Regions from separate parts of the Homo sapiens genome. Here region 2 is linked to region 1. A link is a loop called in an ENCODE intact Hi-C map of the cell type or tissue named here. Cell type or tissue: endothelial cell of umbilical vein. All regions are shown on one strand.

Region 1 (8,000 bases):
TCTCAGAAAAAAAAAAAAAAAAAATTAGCCGGCATGGTGGCTTATGCCTGTAGTCTCAGCTACTCGGGTGGCTGAGATGGGAGGATCCCTTGAGCATCAGGAGTTCAAGGGTGCAGTGAGCTATGATCGTGTCACTGCACTCCAGCCTGGGTGACTGAACAAGGCCCTCTCTGTACAAAAAAAAAAAAAAAAAAAAAAAAAGATTTAGCCAATCATAATTACCTAAAAATTGAGGAGCCCGGAAAAAGAGACAAATTTTCTTTGAAAGCCCAATATATTTGAGATGAAAGGATGTGATTTTTTTCTGACAGTAATCCCAGTTATTCCTACTCCCCTTCCAACTCTACTCTGTAGATCAGGATTCAAGGAAAATTGCTAGGTAACTCAATATGGTAAACTACTCCTCAGGGCAGAGCTCTGACAAATGCAGACACGAGTTTAAATCAAGGACATTCAAGGCCTGTTACTGTGGGTTCAGAGGGCTAGACGTCAAAGGAGGGCTATATGACAAAGTAGACATAGGGAGATACAAGATCCAAAATTGGATTTAGCCTCTGTAGACTTATGTAAAGGAAAGTCAAACTTGCCACAGCTTATCTATGCAATCCTGAATCTTCCAATACTTTTACCCTTTAAGTAAAAAAGGGTAAAGGAAGGAAATATTTCTTTCCATCTTGGTTTCCTATTTCCTTCCTGGTTTCCTTGTCCAGCTAAAGTCATATGGACGTTCGCCAAAAACAGATAATGCCATGAAACTCAGATAACATCAAAAGACAGAAAGTGTAATATGAGCTCTCTTAAGCCCTTGGCCTATATTTCACTGGGTCCATCCTGTCTGGTTTTTGATAGTAGGTATATATAAAGGCCAATGTGAGCATTTCCTGCTTTGTTTCTATTTATCTGAAAATTCAGGGATTGCCCAGAATATGTTGCTCATTCTGATTTATTATTTCACCCTCAAAAATGGAACCTGTAATCCCAGCACTTTGAGAGGCTGAGGTGGGCGGATCACAAAGTCAGGAGTTCAAGACCAGCCTGGCCAATATGGTGAAATGCTGTCTCTAATAAAAATACAAAAATTAGCTGGGTGTGGTGGTGGGCGCCTGTAGTCCCAGCTACAGGCTGAGGCAGAAGAATCACTTGAACCCAGGAGGTGGAGGTTGCAGTGAGCCAAGATCATGCCACTGCATTCCAGCCTGAGTGACAGAGCGAGACTCTGTGTCAAAAAAAAAAAAAAAAACAACCCAGAAAATAGCAAGTGTTGGCAAGGATGTGGATAAATTGGAACCCTTATATATACTGTTGGTGGGAATGTAAAATAGTATAGCCATGTGGAAAGCAGTATGACAGTTTCTCAAAAATTTAAAAATAGAATTACCACATAACAATTCCACTACTTTGTATATACCTCAAAGAACTGAAAACAAAGTCTTGAAGAGATATGAATACGCTCACATTCATAGGAACATCATTCACAGTAACCAAAAGGTAGAAGCAATCAACTGCCCATCAGTGGATGAGTGGGTAAACACAATGTGATATAAACATACAGTGGAATATCATTCAGCCTTAAAAAAAAAAAAAAGAGGAAATTCTGACACGTGCTACAACATGGATGAACCTTGAGGTGATTGTGCTAAGTGAAATAAGCCAGTCACACAATGACAAATAACATATGATTCTGCTGCTCGGAGGTACCTAGAGTAGTCAAATTCAGAGACAGAAAGTAGAATAATAGTTGCCAGGGGCTGAAGGGAAAGGGAAATGGGGAGTTTCTGTGTAATGGGTATGGAGTTTTCATTTTGGAAGATGAAAAGAATGCTAGAGATTTGTTGCACAACAATGTGAATGTACTTAACACTACTGTACACTTAAAAATGGTTAAGATGGTGGATTAATCCATTTTCACGCTGCTGATAAAGACTGGGTAATTTATAAAGACAAAGAGGTTTAATGGACTCAGTTCCATGCAGCTGGGGAGGCCTTGCAATCATGGCGGAAGGTGAAAGGCAAGTCTTACATGGCAGCAGGCAAGAGAGAGAATGAGAACCAAGCAAAAGGGGTTTCCCCTTATAAAACCATCAAATCTCATGAGACTTATTCACTACCATGAGAACAGTATGGGGGAACCACCCCCATGACTCAATTATCTCCCACCGGGTCACCTCCTACAACACATGGGAATTATGGGAGCTACAATTCAAGATGAGATTTGGGTGGCGACACAGCCAAACCATATTGGATGGTAAGTTTTATGTTTTTTATATATATATATTTTATCATATTATCACAATTTTTTTAAAAAAGGACTCAATATGCCTGAGTCCATACAAACATCCAAAGCCTGCTCCCTCCCTACACACACACACACACACACACACACACACTCTCTCCAAAGAATCAAATCAATACTCGAATGAAACAAGTAAGTAAAATTGGTGAGCAAATTAGAGTAGCTGAGATGATCTCCTACCAGACCACTCTGTCCTATAGGGACTGGCTTTCTTGTTTTTATTTTTCCCCCCTTCATCTAAAGCTGGGCATACAGGAAGAGCTGAACAACAGAAGACCTTTCAGTAAGGAACACATTCTGGTAGATGGAAAAATCAGCCGTCCTTTGGAAATGAAGATGACATTACTGACCCAAAACCAATAAAGCCTGCATGAAAGTTGCTGTGTTCCCCATTACTAAGGATAAATTTCCATCACTTCACCCACATTCTCCTACTATAAAGTACCTGGCACCTAGTGGGTACTCCATATAGGTTTGGTGAGCAAATTAATGAATCACCTACAGGCTAAAGGGAACAAACCAAGCAGCTATGCAGCAGAAATTTAAGAAGCCCTCAAGAGTGTTAAAAACGCAAACTGATTGCCTCTTTCTGGATGAATTCAAGGGATGATTTATGTGAAAGAAGGTAAAGTAAGTTCTTGTTAAAGTCTCAGGTTTTACAGAGAAAGTGTGATATCCTGAGTGTAGTTTTGATTTGTCTTCTGTTTATGTGTGTAAACCACAAAAGCAGTTAACTGTTGATGGCCAAATAACAAATGCCTCTGTCTCTCCCAGGAGAGATTAAATAGCTCTGGGTTGAGGGGGGAAAATAAGATCAAAAGAAGATCCAGACATCCCTGGCTGGCAGGCAGCAAGAGGTCCCCTGGCCAAGGGAGGGTAACCTTTGCTTGAACCTAGAGCAGTTTGGAAGAGGGGTTCTGGGCTGAGAAAAAAATCTTTAAGATGCTTTTCCTAAGCTGTGCTGACCAGGATTCTGAGCTACATGCCTGAGATTCCCTGACCAGACCATAATATTTCCTTCTAAGCCTTTGTTGTATATACTTACAATCAACAAGAAAGATTTCTCTCTTTTTTAAGGACAGCACATAAAGCAAGTTCGGGATGAAAGTTGTATCTTCATATGACTGGTACAGCTTTTGGGAAAGTAAGACAGATATCAGGCAACATAATTCATACCCACTGACCCATTCATCCTCCACCTGGAATTTATTCTAAGACTAAAATCTAAAACAGCATATTTCCTTTTTTCCTGAAAATGCATTTGAATGAATTTTGAGTTATTTTGTTTATACATATTAGGAAAAAGACTCTAGGGAAGGAAAACAAATTATAAAAAAATGATACCCTTTAAATCTCAAGGCACGTTGTCTGTCTACAGTGAAACCCCGTGTAAGCCCCGATTCTTGGGTACCATTTGGTTTGGAGAGAATCACCAAATCACAGCATCCTGAGCAGATAATGTAAATGTTTCCCTAACACCTGAGTTCACCCAGACAACAATGTCAGTCAAAAAGATCCCTTTCTATAGTCTCTCAGCCTGTTTTTTTTTTTAACGTTAATGAGTTATGCCTAGCAGGTAGTTTCCAGCGCACAGCTATTCATTCTTCAAACGTGATAAAAGCATCCGGCCCAAGTCCTAAGAAGCCTAAAACAAAACACAAGCAAACTGAAAACAACTTGACCCTATGCCCATAGGCTGCAAAGGAATCTCTAGAGACCAGAAAAGAAAAAGACAGCACAAACAAAAACAGAAAACCCGGAAACCTTGCCTCCTAAAGTAGCAAGCAGTGTAATGCAAATACATGTTGATTACGAGGCGAACAGAATCCTTTTCTGTTCTGTTTCCAAACACAAAGCTTAGAAAACAAATGATTTTTGCCAAATTCTTCTAAAACAAGGAAACAACTGGCGAATGCTTTCATCATTTAAAAAGCTAACCCTCTGAATTAGGAACTCAGGTAACACTTAAAGTTTCTTTTAAAAAGTATTATTTATTTAAAGCTCAGGAGTCTACCTATTTTAGGGGTCTTCTCTTTGTCTCACTCCTAAGAAACAAACCATCATGTTTTAGAAAGCGAAGCTGAGTCCACCTGTCAAACTTCTCTTTCACGTGGTAACATCTCCATCTGCTGGAAATTTAAATGTCTGCATTAAAGGCAGATAATGTTAGCTTTATTTTTCTATAAATTTATGTCTAATTCACATTTCCATTTTCTCTTACATGTGTCAGTATTTTATTGAAAATATATGCCCCTTTTCCCTTTTCTCTGAGGTTCCCAGTGGTCTCTATTGTCATGGTATTTGCAGCACCTCCCCTAACCCCCTCTTGGCCTTCTCCACATGCTTTGGGCAGGTCCTCATCAGTCTTTCTTTATAATTGTACATCCTTATGTTAGTCCTGGAACCCTTGGCTGAATCTGGAAATTGCTTACCTGTCCTCCTTGGGTAGCATTCCTTTGAACTATTATCTTAGCTGCTCACAGCATGAGCTTCTTTATTTGGCTGGCAAACCATTAAGTAGCTGCCTGTTTTGTCTTTGATTTTTAATGGAAGTCAACCCATTAACATTTGGGCAGCAGAAACAAGGCTGTGGTTGTCACTCTCTGATTTCTGGTGTTGCTTTTCTGTACGTTGGCATTTATTCAATCTTCACTAAGCACCTACTCAGTAAACAGTCCCAGGAAATACTGGTGCCTATGAGACAGAGAATATGATTTCTTCTCTGACATTTCTGTTGGTCCGCTAGCTACTTAAGCATCACTTTCCTCATTTTTCCTTAGAGTTCTGCCTCCATTCTGCCATTGCTTTCTTTAAACTAACACACAGTTCTACTGATAAATTGTTGTTTCCTGGTGTTAAACTCACAGCATGAACATCAGCAGCTTTCCGGACCCCCATCTCTTGATCTGTACAGTAAGGAGGTTGGGATGATCTCTTAAGTCCATCCTATTTATGAAGGTGTTAAATTAAACGAAACGTGATTTGAGAAAGCCTCCATATTTGCATACTCAAGCCCTTATGTAACCAAAACCTAACTCTGTAAACAAACCATAAATCTAATTTAGGAATTTGGCTTTGTAACAGATAACTGAGTCTCAGCCAATCAGGGCAGCCAAGTTTCAGTCAATCACAGGTGGCCACGTATTCAAACCAGGTTCAAATTTATTCGCTTTAGCGAACTCCAAGCTCTAAGTGAGCCAGCTGTTTCTATAAGTCACTTCTGTTTTCTGTACAATCCTTCCCTTTTTGTGTCCATAAGTGTCCAGTCATGTGGCAGCCCCAAAGTCTTTCTGAACCTGTTCTGCTTCTGAGGGCTACCCGATTCACAAACTGTTCTTTGCTCTATTAAACTCTTATTTGTCTAAGGTTTTTCTTTTAAGAGATTAGTGTCACAAGTGGGACTCAAAGTCAGACTCCAATGACCCCCAGGAACACCAGGCAACCAGGTGAGGTATCCATGGAGCCCAAAGTGCTCACTGCTCTCGTTTGTAACTGGAGGTCATGGGTTAGTTTTTCTCTTGAGTTCTGAACTCCACAGCGTTGTGTCTAGAGCTCTCCTAGTTTATATGAGCAATTTTTTTTTAACTGAATTGGGTTCGGAAGTCACGAAAGCAACTGGACTGGATCCAGGATTGGATTGGATCCAATAATTAACTGGACTGGATCCAGCTATAGGCCTCAGATGTCTGACAGAATCAAAGGGAAACTGGCAGTAAATGGCAATTACTGAAGGGGGTGCAAACTCCAGCTTTCAGAAATTTGCAGGGATTTTGTGTCCTATCCTCATCATTTCTTTTTCTTGCATGTTTAGGTAAAGAAAAATCATTGGCTAAGCTGGTTAAGGGGATCTGAGAGCCAAGGCCAACATTCAACATAAAAATGGGATCCTTAACTTTGGAAGAATTGAGTACTCCACTTTCTTGTCATGTCTACCTTTACATGTATTAGTATTAGGCCCTGAAAGGCAAAGTCTTACTGAAGATAATTTAAAATTACAATGCCGTTATGTGGATGGTTCCAAATGAACGGCACTGCACTTTAAGAAGTGCATTTTAAAATGTGGGCTCCAGAACTAGGCTCACCCGGGAAGCCTATTGATGTGCAGATGCTTCTAAGAAGGTTTCAAAAATTTTATTGCCTCTTTTAAAAGACTATTTGCAAAAGGCAAATAAAAAACTGAAGCAACTAATTGAAAGAAAAATTGAATCTGCTAACCTTTTGGCTTAGCTACTTACCTCATCCAGAAGGCAAAAAGCAAGCTGGATAAAGTGTTTATAAAGGTATACCTTCAGATAAAGGAAGGCTTCATCTTTTTCAGTGCTATCCATGCTGAATCCAGGCACACAAAATAGTTTCATGTTTTTGTTTTTTTTTTGAGACGGAGTCTTGCTCTGTACCGTTGCCCAGGCTGGAGTGCAGTGGCGCACTCTCGGCTCACTGCAAGTTCCGCCTCCGGGGTTCACGCCATTCTCCTGCCTCAGCCTCCTGAGTAGCTGGGACTACAGGCACCCGCCACCACGCCCAGCTAATTTTTGTATTTTTAGTAGAGACGGGGTTTCACCTTGTTAGTCAGGATGGTCTCGATCTCCTGACATCGTGATCCGCCCGCCTCGGCCTCCCAAAGTGCTGGGATTACAGGCGTGAGCCACCGCGCCCGGCCACAAAATAGTTTCTTTGCCCTATTTGTTAATGAGCTCTGCCCTGAATTAGTAATTTTAGCTAAGAAACAGAAGCTAAGTTGCAAAGAGACCACCTATTGAACTAAATTGGTCTCTCAAATACAGTCATTCCTCAATATCCACAGGGGATTAGTTCAGGACTTCCTGCAGATGTAAAATCTGCAGATGATCAAGTCTCCTATGTAAAACGGCGTATTATATAAACTACGTACATCCTCTTGTATACTTGAAATCATTTCTACATTACTTATAATACCTAACACAATGTGAATGTTATGTAAATGATTGTTATCCTGTATTTTTATTTGTATGACTCTTTACGATTGTATTGTTTTTTTCTTCCTGAATGTTTTCGATCCATGGTTGGTGGAATCCATGGATGCAGAAGCAGATACAGAGGGCCGACTATACACTTTTCTGGCATTTAGCTGGCTATTTTGAAATCCTTTTGTAAAAGAAATTTACATCAATTAAAAAAAATCCACATTCGTAAAGTTGTCAGCCTCTCTGTACCAGGAACAGAGGAAGGATCCAGTCATTTGAAACTCTCAAAATGGAAAAGACACTGGTTTAAATTTATATCGCAATATATCACAATATCACAGTGGCCATTTTGCCTTAAGTAGGCCTTAAAGTATGACCTTCTTTCTTGATTTGGGCAAATGATGGTATTCAAGCCTTAAGTCTCAGTTCCGTGCCTTTGAGATATAAATGTTCTACCTAGCTTTGCTTAAGCCATCACTTTGGAAATGCAAATTTAGGAAAAAAATCATTAGATGCTTATGATAAAAGGGGATAAGTCAAACAGACTTCTGAGGTTAAAACAAAGGCCAAATCTACCAAAGGCTGGACAGACGAGGGGGACCCCTGCTGGTCCCCCAAAATTACAGGGTCCAAAACCAGTTTCCTCTATTTACAGCAATTTGGAGAAATTCAAAAAGTAGGAAGACAGAAATTATAATAAGCAAACTAGAAATCACTTAGGGCAATAATCTAACAGGTTAATTTAAAAAAACAATGATGGGGGG
Region 2 (8,000 bases), 370 kb before region 1:
TGACCCAGCCCCTCCTACCTTTGGCATGCTCATCTAGACAACTGGCATAGAAACACATTTCTGACAGGGCTATGGAGACTGTATAATGTGCTTTGCAGATGGGAGGTGCCCAGTAAATGGTATAAGGGGCTTCAACCCCTACATTCCCACTCCAAGATAGAGAAACTAAGCCTCATAGGGATAAAATCTTCACTTAAAGCCAAATATCTATTAGTGATTTTTCTACTACAATCACACTGTCCTCTCCTAGGATACAGTGAAAACATTCCTGAGTCACAGCCCAAAGCTCATAGAGCATTTTCCATCTGTCTTGCCATACGTTGGAATGTGCCCTTATTTTGGTTCTCATCTTATCGTGTCTTTTCTTTTTTTCGAGACAGGTTCTCGCTTTGTCACCCAGATAGGATTGCATCACCCAGGTGGCGTGATCTCAGCTCACTGCAGCTTCAACCTCTTGGGGTCAAGTGATCCTCCCACCTCAGCCTCCTGAGTAGCTCCAGGTGCTCACGACCATGTCCAGCTAATTTTTGTATTTTTTTGTAGAGACGGGATTTTGCCATGTTGCCCAGGCTGGTCTCAAACTCCTGAGCGCAAGAGATCCGCCTGCCTCGGCCTCCCAAAGTGCTGGGATTACAGGTGTGTGCCACCACACCTAAACTTTATCTTTTCAAACATTTTTGGGGCGTCCTTATCTGGGTGTCCTACAGATACCTTGAATCCAGCATGTACACCTTCACCACCGTTACCATTCCTCCTTTTATTTTTCTGATTTGCTTTCAAGTTTCTACCTGGATTTAAAAGTTGACTATTCTCCTACCCTCTTGCTTCCAACATCTAGACAATCATTAGGTCTCACAGACTCTAGTTCTGCCACATTTCTCTAACCTGTCTTGCCCCTTTCCATCCATGGTTCCCAGCACAGTTTACTTTCTTACCCTGGACTGTGGCTGTAGCTTCTTGCTCAACCTCACCAGCTTTTCCAATGCATTGGGCTGCCAGGTGTTGAGAACTCCATGCTAAAAATTCCCTCTGAAGTTATCCCATTCCTAACAGAAGTCACATATGGACTTCTAGCATTAAGGGTTTTCTATAATATGGCCCCAATTGACCCAATTCTTCTAGACTAATTTCCTATTATCCTATCCCCCATACCTCCTTCTGGACAGACTCAGAGTGGCTATTATTCCCTGATCACATAAAAGGCTCACAGAGCCCTTGCCCCTGTCATTCCCTCCACCCAGAATGCTCTTTCCCTTCACTGGACAGATCAGAAGCCTTTAAGGCTCACCTCAAATACCTTCTCCTCTGTCCTCTGTGAAGACTATCTTGAGTGTCCAATTTAAGATGTTCTTTCAAGCCTTGGAATTCTCATGGCACTCTATGTGCTGCTTCCTGCCTTTGTATTATGGTTATTTGTGTCCTGTCTTTTTTTTTTTTTTTTTTTTTTTTTTTGTCTTTGCTGAAGCAGGCTTGGTGAGAGCAGGAACTAACGAATCATCTCTAATTCTTTCTCAGGTCAGTGTCTTATTCATGAGTAAATCCATGAATATCAGTTGCATATAGACTTGGGCCCTGCCTTGTTCATTTCTCTTATCTATTAGCACTTTCTAATCCTAGACGTGGCCCTTTAGCACATGACCAAAGCCCTTTCTAAGGGTTTCTGGGTCTTTTCTTAAAAATAGAGTCAATGTTTGAGTTCTACCCGTATTATTTTAGAAAATAAAGCAATAGAATTTAAATAAAAATTGAGAAAAGGGAAAAACAATCCTTACAACCTCATTTCCTTATCAAAATTTCCACTTTCATTTTTGTATGCTGACATCTAGTCTTGTAAAATCACATGCCAGCATGAGCGATCAAACATTTACCTTTCCACTGCTAAGCTGGGCTTGACCCCTTAGGGAAGAAACTCCCTCTGGAGCAAAGGGCTTGAAGGGGATCAGAACATGCCACCCCAAAATATGTTGCTTTGGCATGTTGATTATTTTGAGCTGAAGGCTATTGAGAAATAGCAGATGCAGGAAGAGCTCTCTGCCTTCCCCATTTCTGCCTAAAACCAGGGCATAAATTTCCCATGAGAAGGGTGCCCTCCCAGTGCTAGGAAGAAGAGAAGATTCTTATCACTGGAGATGGGGAGTTGACTCCAAGACAAGTCTGCACAAATAAACTTTAATAAAAGGACCCTTATCTTCTGTCAATTTCCCCCATATTTTTCTTAGTCAATTTCTCACAATTTACTGTCCCTAGAAGCCCCAGCCCCTTTCCTTTGTCTAATCACTTCTCCATAGTTTATCACCCTTTGTTAAAATGGTATATAATCCCTCAAGTCTAACTGCTTCTCTGGGGTTGTCACTTCTTTCCTATGAAGCCCCCCATGCCACTACAAAAATATTAACATCAAACAAAATTGGTATGCTTTTTATCTGTTAATCTTTTGTCAGCTTAATTCACAGACTGCAGCCAGAGAACCTAAGAATGCAGAGGAAACATTTTTCCTCCCCTACAGGTTTGCAGACATTTTTCATGTCCTTTGCTATTTTGCTATTTGCATATTTCATGTCCTTTGCTATTTTGCTAGATTGCTATTAGAAATCTGGGACAATGACTCAGTCCTTTAGCTTAAAATTTGTTACAATAATTGGAATATTCTAGGCTAAAGGATTTGTTTGTTTGTTTGTTTGTTTGTTTGTTTCAGCCATGTATGATCTGGTTTTCTTCCTAACTTTAAAACTCAAGACATTTAAATACTCTTGTAAAGAATACAATGTAGGCCAGGTGTGGTGGCTCACACCTGTAATCCCAGCACTTTCGGAGGCTGAGGCAGGTGGATCACCTGAGGTCAGGAGTTTGAGACCAGCCTGGCCAACATAGTGAAACCCCATCTCTACTAAAAATACAAAAATTAACTGGGCATGATGGTGTGCACCTGTAATTCCAGCTACTTGGGAGGCTGAAACAGAAGAATCGCTTGAACCCGGGAGGTGGAGGTTGCAGTGATGCAGTAAGCCGAAATCATGCCACTGTACTCTAGCCTGGGTGACAGAGTGAGACTCCATCTCAAAAAAAAAAAAAAAAAAAAGAATAAAAGGTAAACAGAATTTCAGTTATCTTCATGTTTCCAACCCTTAGGCTACTTGTTTCCAAGTAATTTCCATCTGACTAGCTAACTTAATTTTCTGCTTTCAAAACCAAGTAATGCACATACATTTGGGAAAGTGTCTTCACATCCCCATATACCTAATTTAAAAGAAGAATATGAAGGACCATGCCAGTGCCCAATGGGAGGACATCACATGGATGAGGCCTGTAGAGGAGTTTCATTTTATTACAACACCTTCAGTGAAAAGCCCAACAAGTGTAAACATGAAAGGAGCTCCCCACTCACGACCTGGTCCAGGAAGCCTGTCAGCAGAAGCAAGGGGAAGGAGAAGTCCCTACCAGGGAGTGGGGACTAACCTTCCAGGTGAGGCTCCAAACCACACCCACCCACTGTCCTTAAAGGATGTTCCTAAAAGGACCAAATCTGCTTTGCTAGTCAGAAGAGGACATGACTCGTAATTGAACTTCTGGGCTGATAAAACACAGAAACACATGGAATTCCTAAGCAACCCTCTGGTGGGGACTGCCTTCTCATTCCAGCAACAGTTAAATCCTAAACTTGGCCCAACTGGCCCCTAAGGGACTATAAGGCTGTAATGACTATTCTTGAACTTCAGCTTTATGCATCATTTCTTATAATTTAAATGATTCAGTATTTTTTTCCTGGAAAACTTTCTTAGAAATTAGGTGTTACCAAACTAAGGCTGGTGGACTTTCTAAAAGTGTTTTTTTCCTGTTGTGATTAAAAATTGCACATGGGCTTAAACCTATCATTGATTTGTAGAACTGAAAAGTCAACGATGCTTACTTCTGATAAGGCCCACTCTCAAGTACAAGCAGCTGAAAAGATGTTTTTAAGGTGAGTCATTAAGCCAGAAGAAACTTTGTGTCCCTAGAAGTTTAACAGAAGATTCAGACTGGGGTTACAACCTCAATTCACTTAGGTAAAGATTAATTAATTTTAAATTGGGCAATAAGACACACTCTGTACTCTTAAGTGTTTGCGAACTTTAATTTTCTTTGGTCTCTCCCTCTTGAGCTTATTGAGTCGGAAGCTGTGTCTCGTTCATGACTGGCATGTAACAGGTGCTCAACACGTGTTTATTCCCAGTAATAAAAAATTTCATAGTTCAGACTAAAGCTTAACGAGGCCATTTTCTACACAAAGCAACTATTCAAAAGTGGAAGACTGCCATCCGCTGGTCATTCCAGGGGCTGAACCTTTTCTAAGACCAACTGGTGGCCCAAAGGCCCCTGGTAACACGCAGCTGAAGAAGAATGAAGCAGCCCACAGGAAATCCTTCCCACTGTGCCAACCTCATCTAGGTCATAGCTTCAAATATATTACTGCAGCGGTTACTCAGCAATGTTACAGTTGAAAAAACTGAAGCTCGGTGAATCAGTAGCTGGCTCAGGGTCAAATACGAAATAAGTGATGGTCATGGAGATGATACCAAAGCCAATGTGCGTTTCTTAAACCCAATAGTACTCCCTTCCCACTCATCTACTCTAAAATAAGCATGAACATTTAGAATTCATGATCTATTCTGAGGGTAGATAAGGCAAAAATTATTTACTTACACCATAGCACCCAACTTGCATGATTTAGAACATCTTTTCCAAAACGAACGAAAGAGTTCCCTGAATAGAATAAAGTGCTCATTCTTTGCTCTATTTATAATTTTAAGCCAAGCTAGATTCGGCAAGAACTTATGTTGAAATGCAAAGCAAAATTACTTTAAGGGGAAATCTGCAAGTCATTATTGGAGAGGAAATAGGTAGAGTGGAAATCTTTGGAAAATTTACATGTAGCTTTTTACTGTTCTAAATAAATGTGGGAGACACACAGAGGAATGAACCACTGCAGCTATTTTCCCCACAGAGTTGTTTTTTCTCTGTACGTATTGTGCTCTGTGCCCCCTGCCTTTTCAGAGAGTGGCAAATGTAGAGACATGGAATTTACAAACTAAAGAATCATGGCAACAAAATGACTGTAAAAGCGCTCTCAGTTGCTGCTTGGAAGACTACACCGAAATAATCTTTCTGGAGAACAATTAGCTAAAATGTATTAAGAGTTCAAAAAGCATTCATAATATTTTCCCATAATTTAACATGATTCCACGCCCCCACTATTTTACAGAGATAAGAAGAGGTGCATATAAAGATTTATGCACAAGAACACTTACTGAAGTCTTTTAAAATATTCTGTTTTAAACAGTAAAACATCACCCGTGTATGGAGGCTTATAACTGTAATCCCAGCTACTCAGGAGGCTGAGGAGGGAGGATCACTAGAGCCCAGGAGGTCAAGGCTTCAGTGAGCCATGATTGTGCCACTGCAGTCCAGCCTGGGCAACAGAGCAAGACCTGGTCTCAAAAATAAAAATAAAAATAAAAATAAAAATAAAAACTAGAAAATCCCAAACATTTAGAAATAGGAGATTGTTTCAGTTATATAGTTCTATAGCTTATTATAATAAAAATCATGTTTTAAAGATTTTATGCTTATAATAATTAAGTGAAAAGAGGTGACCAAATTATACATACATTATGATATAAAGATACATTTATATCTTTAAAATACGTATGAGGAAAAAAAGCTATGTAGGTAAAGTATGTATGAGAAGAAAAAACTTGAAGTATAGCTTAATCTCAAATTTTCTTTTGGTGAAGAGGTTTGGAGCATACTTTTCCAAATTTCTCATATTCTTAAAACAATACTGTGTTACTTTTTAACCAGAAAAAAGCCAACATTTTTAAGAAAAAGAATCATTCCAATATAAAAATGAAAGTCCAGCATCATTCTTTTCATCCATTTGCTGATACAGGAAATCCATCAAGTTTACTGAGAACACGAATGAGTTCAGAAACTGAAGCACAAAAGGATTAGTTGAGGAAACTAGATATTTTTAGCCTGGAGAAAGTGGAAGGGGTTCCCCAATGGCTGTAGGGCTGTCCTTTTCTAAAGGACAGTGGGACTTAGTAAGAAACACTTTGGTTAACTGTAAAAGGAGACCTCTTGACACCTTGAGCTGTACAAGAAATAGATGTAATTGTCTGGACACAGGGTGAATTTCTGATAAAGGGTTTGGGCAAGAGCTGTGACCTATGTCAGGGGCACTGCAGAGGATTCCTCATGCTGGCAAGGAGGCTGAGCTCACAAACACCTTCCCCCACTGTTTCCGCAGTACCATGCGCTAATGTTTGGGATGGGAGGCTTGGAAAATAGGGATACACCGAAGAACTAGGATGAGCTCTCCTGGACTCAGCTTTAGGGCAGAAGCTTGAGTCAGTGGCCAGATCAGCACTTACTCTCCATCTGTTTCTCTTTGGTTAGAGCCTCCCAGATGGCCAAATTAGTGTCTGCTCCTGGGACTGGGGGCACAGTCAGATGCTCATCTTGGAAGCTCAGTATTTGCACCAAGGGCTGTCCATCTGGGGCCATCGTGGGCCTAAGGGGCAGGGGCCATATGCCATGAGGTGTGGGGAACACACAAGAAGATGAGCCGCTAGGTAAGAATCTCCAGGACCATCTCTGGAGGTGGAGTGAAGGCTGCATTTGCAGGTTTGTCCTTCCTCTCTTTCTGGATAACACTCCCTGTGGAAGTGGATTGTTATGGTGATAGAGGGACAAAATGAAGGGGCATCTTACACCGCAGAGGGAGAGAAAACCTATGTGAACACCTCTAGGGGTGATATTCAAAATACTCAATAACAGGTGCATGGTGGCCATTGACCGGTCAGAATGGACACTGACCAGTTGGAGTCAGCCAATGTGGCCGTATGGGGCATGTCTGCTGATATCCCCAAACTGCGTGAAAGGGTCCTTCTTTGAGTCTGAGATACTATGGTTGTTGTTCTCATGATGCTGGGAGTGGGGACGGGGTGGGGGCTCATGGGCTGCATCGTGTCTCCTAAGATCCAAGAACATGGCTGGGCTCCTCTGTCTTTTTTATGGCCTTGTTATTCAGAGTGTGGTCCTTGGACCAGTGGCCTCAGAGACCCTGGGAACCTATTAGAAATGTAGGCTGTGGCCAGGCACAGTGGCTCATGCCTACAATTCCAGGGCTTCGGGAGGCCGAGGTGGCAGATCACTTGAGCCCAGGAGTTTGAGACCAGCTTGGGCAACATGGTGAAACCACAAACAAATACAAAAAATTAGCCGGGGTGGTGGCGCGCACCTATAGTCCCACCTACGTTGGCGGGAGGGGGGCAGGGGGTGCTGAGGCAGGAGGATTGCTTGATCCCAGCAGGTCGAGGCTGCAGTGAGCTGAGATTGCACCACTGCACTCCAGCCCGGGCAATAGAATGAGACCCGGTCTCAAAATAAATAAATAAATAAATAAATAAATAAATAAATAAAAATTTAAAAATATAAAAATATTAAAAAAAAGAAAGAAAATAAATGTAGAATCCCTGGCTCCTCCCCACACCTGCTGCCTCAGACCTACACTTTAATGCGGTTCACAGGTAACGTGTACGCACGGGATTCTAGCAAGGGAAGTGGGGCAGAACTAGTGTATCCGAGAGGTAGGCCGCTAACCAAGGTCAGAGATAGCCAATCATGTCCTCATCCCAGGTAAACTCCCTAGATCTCCTAGAGAATCCAGAATCTGGACTTGGTGCCTCTCACAGCTGTGCAGCTGCCCTGGGCAAACCCTCTGACTGGCCATCCCATGCCCGCCAATGCGCCGATCCCACCAGGAAAGGAAGCACAATTCCTTATCTCCTTCCTCTTTTCTTCTCCCTGTCCCAAGGTATGTTCTACAATTTGTTTAGTGTCTTTTCTCAAACTTCATTTTTGATTGTGGTAGAATACACATAGCATGAAATTGACCATCGTAACCACTTTTAAGCCCACACCTCCAGGGCATTAGGTGCATTCATGCTGTTGTGTAACCA

What was found. Peaks named below come from ENCODE experiments on the same cell type or tissue, not always from the same donor. Only the 100,000 strongest peaks of a DNase experiment are listed, where the experiment ranks them.
Region 2: a loop joins it to region 1, with 8 times the contacts of the local background. A loop is called at or near these places in 2 of 110 quality-filtered maps.

The regions. Positions count from the first base shown.
Region 1 is chr15:71,383,051-71,391,050 of GRCh38, reverse strand. The region is part of intron 6 of THSD4 (thrombospondin type 1 domain containing 4); the gene reads right to left. Among named protein-coding and RNA genes, the nearest start is that of THSD4-AS1, 200 kb to the right of the region's middle. RefSeq lists enhancers at 3,572-4,465, 4,529-5,063. In endothelial cell of umbilical vein, a CTCF peak has its summit at 4,412 (motif pointing left); DNase peaks (open chromatin) are centred at 4,410 and 5,930.
Region 2 is chr15:71,749,159-71,757,158 of GRCh38, reverse strand. All of the region lies in intron 14 of THSD4 (thrombospondin type 1 domain containing 4), which reads right to left. Among named protein-coding and RNA genes, the nearest start is that of NR2E3, 57 kb to the left of the region's middle. In endothelial cell of umbilical vein, a CTCF peak has its summit at 4,307 (motif pointing left); a DNase peak (open chromatin) is centred at 4,308; H3K27ac peaks cover 1,438 bases.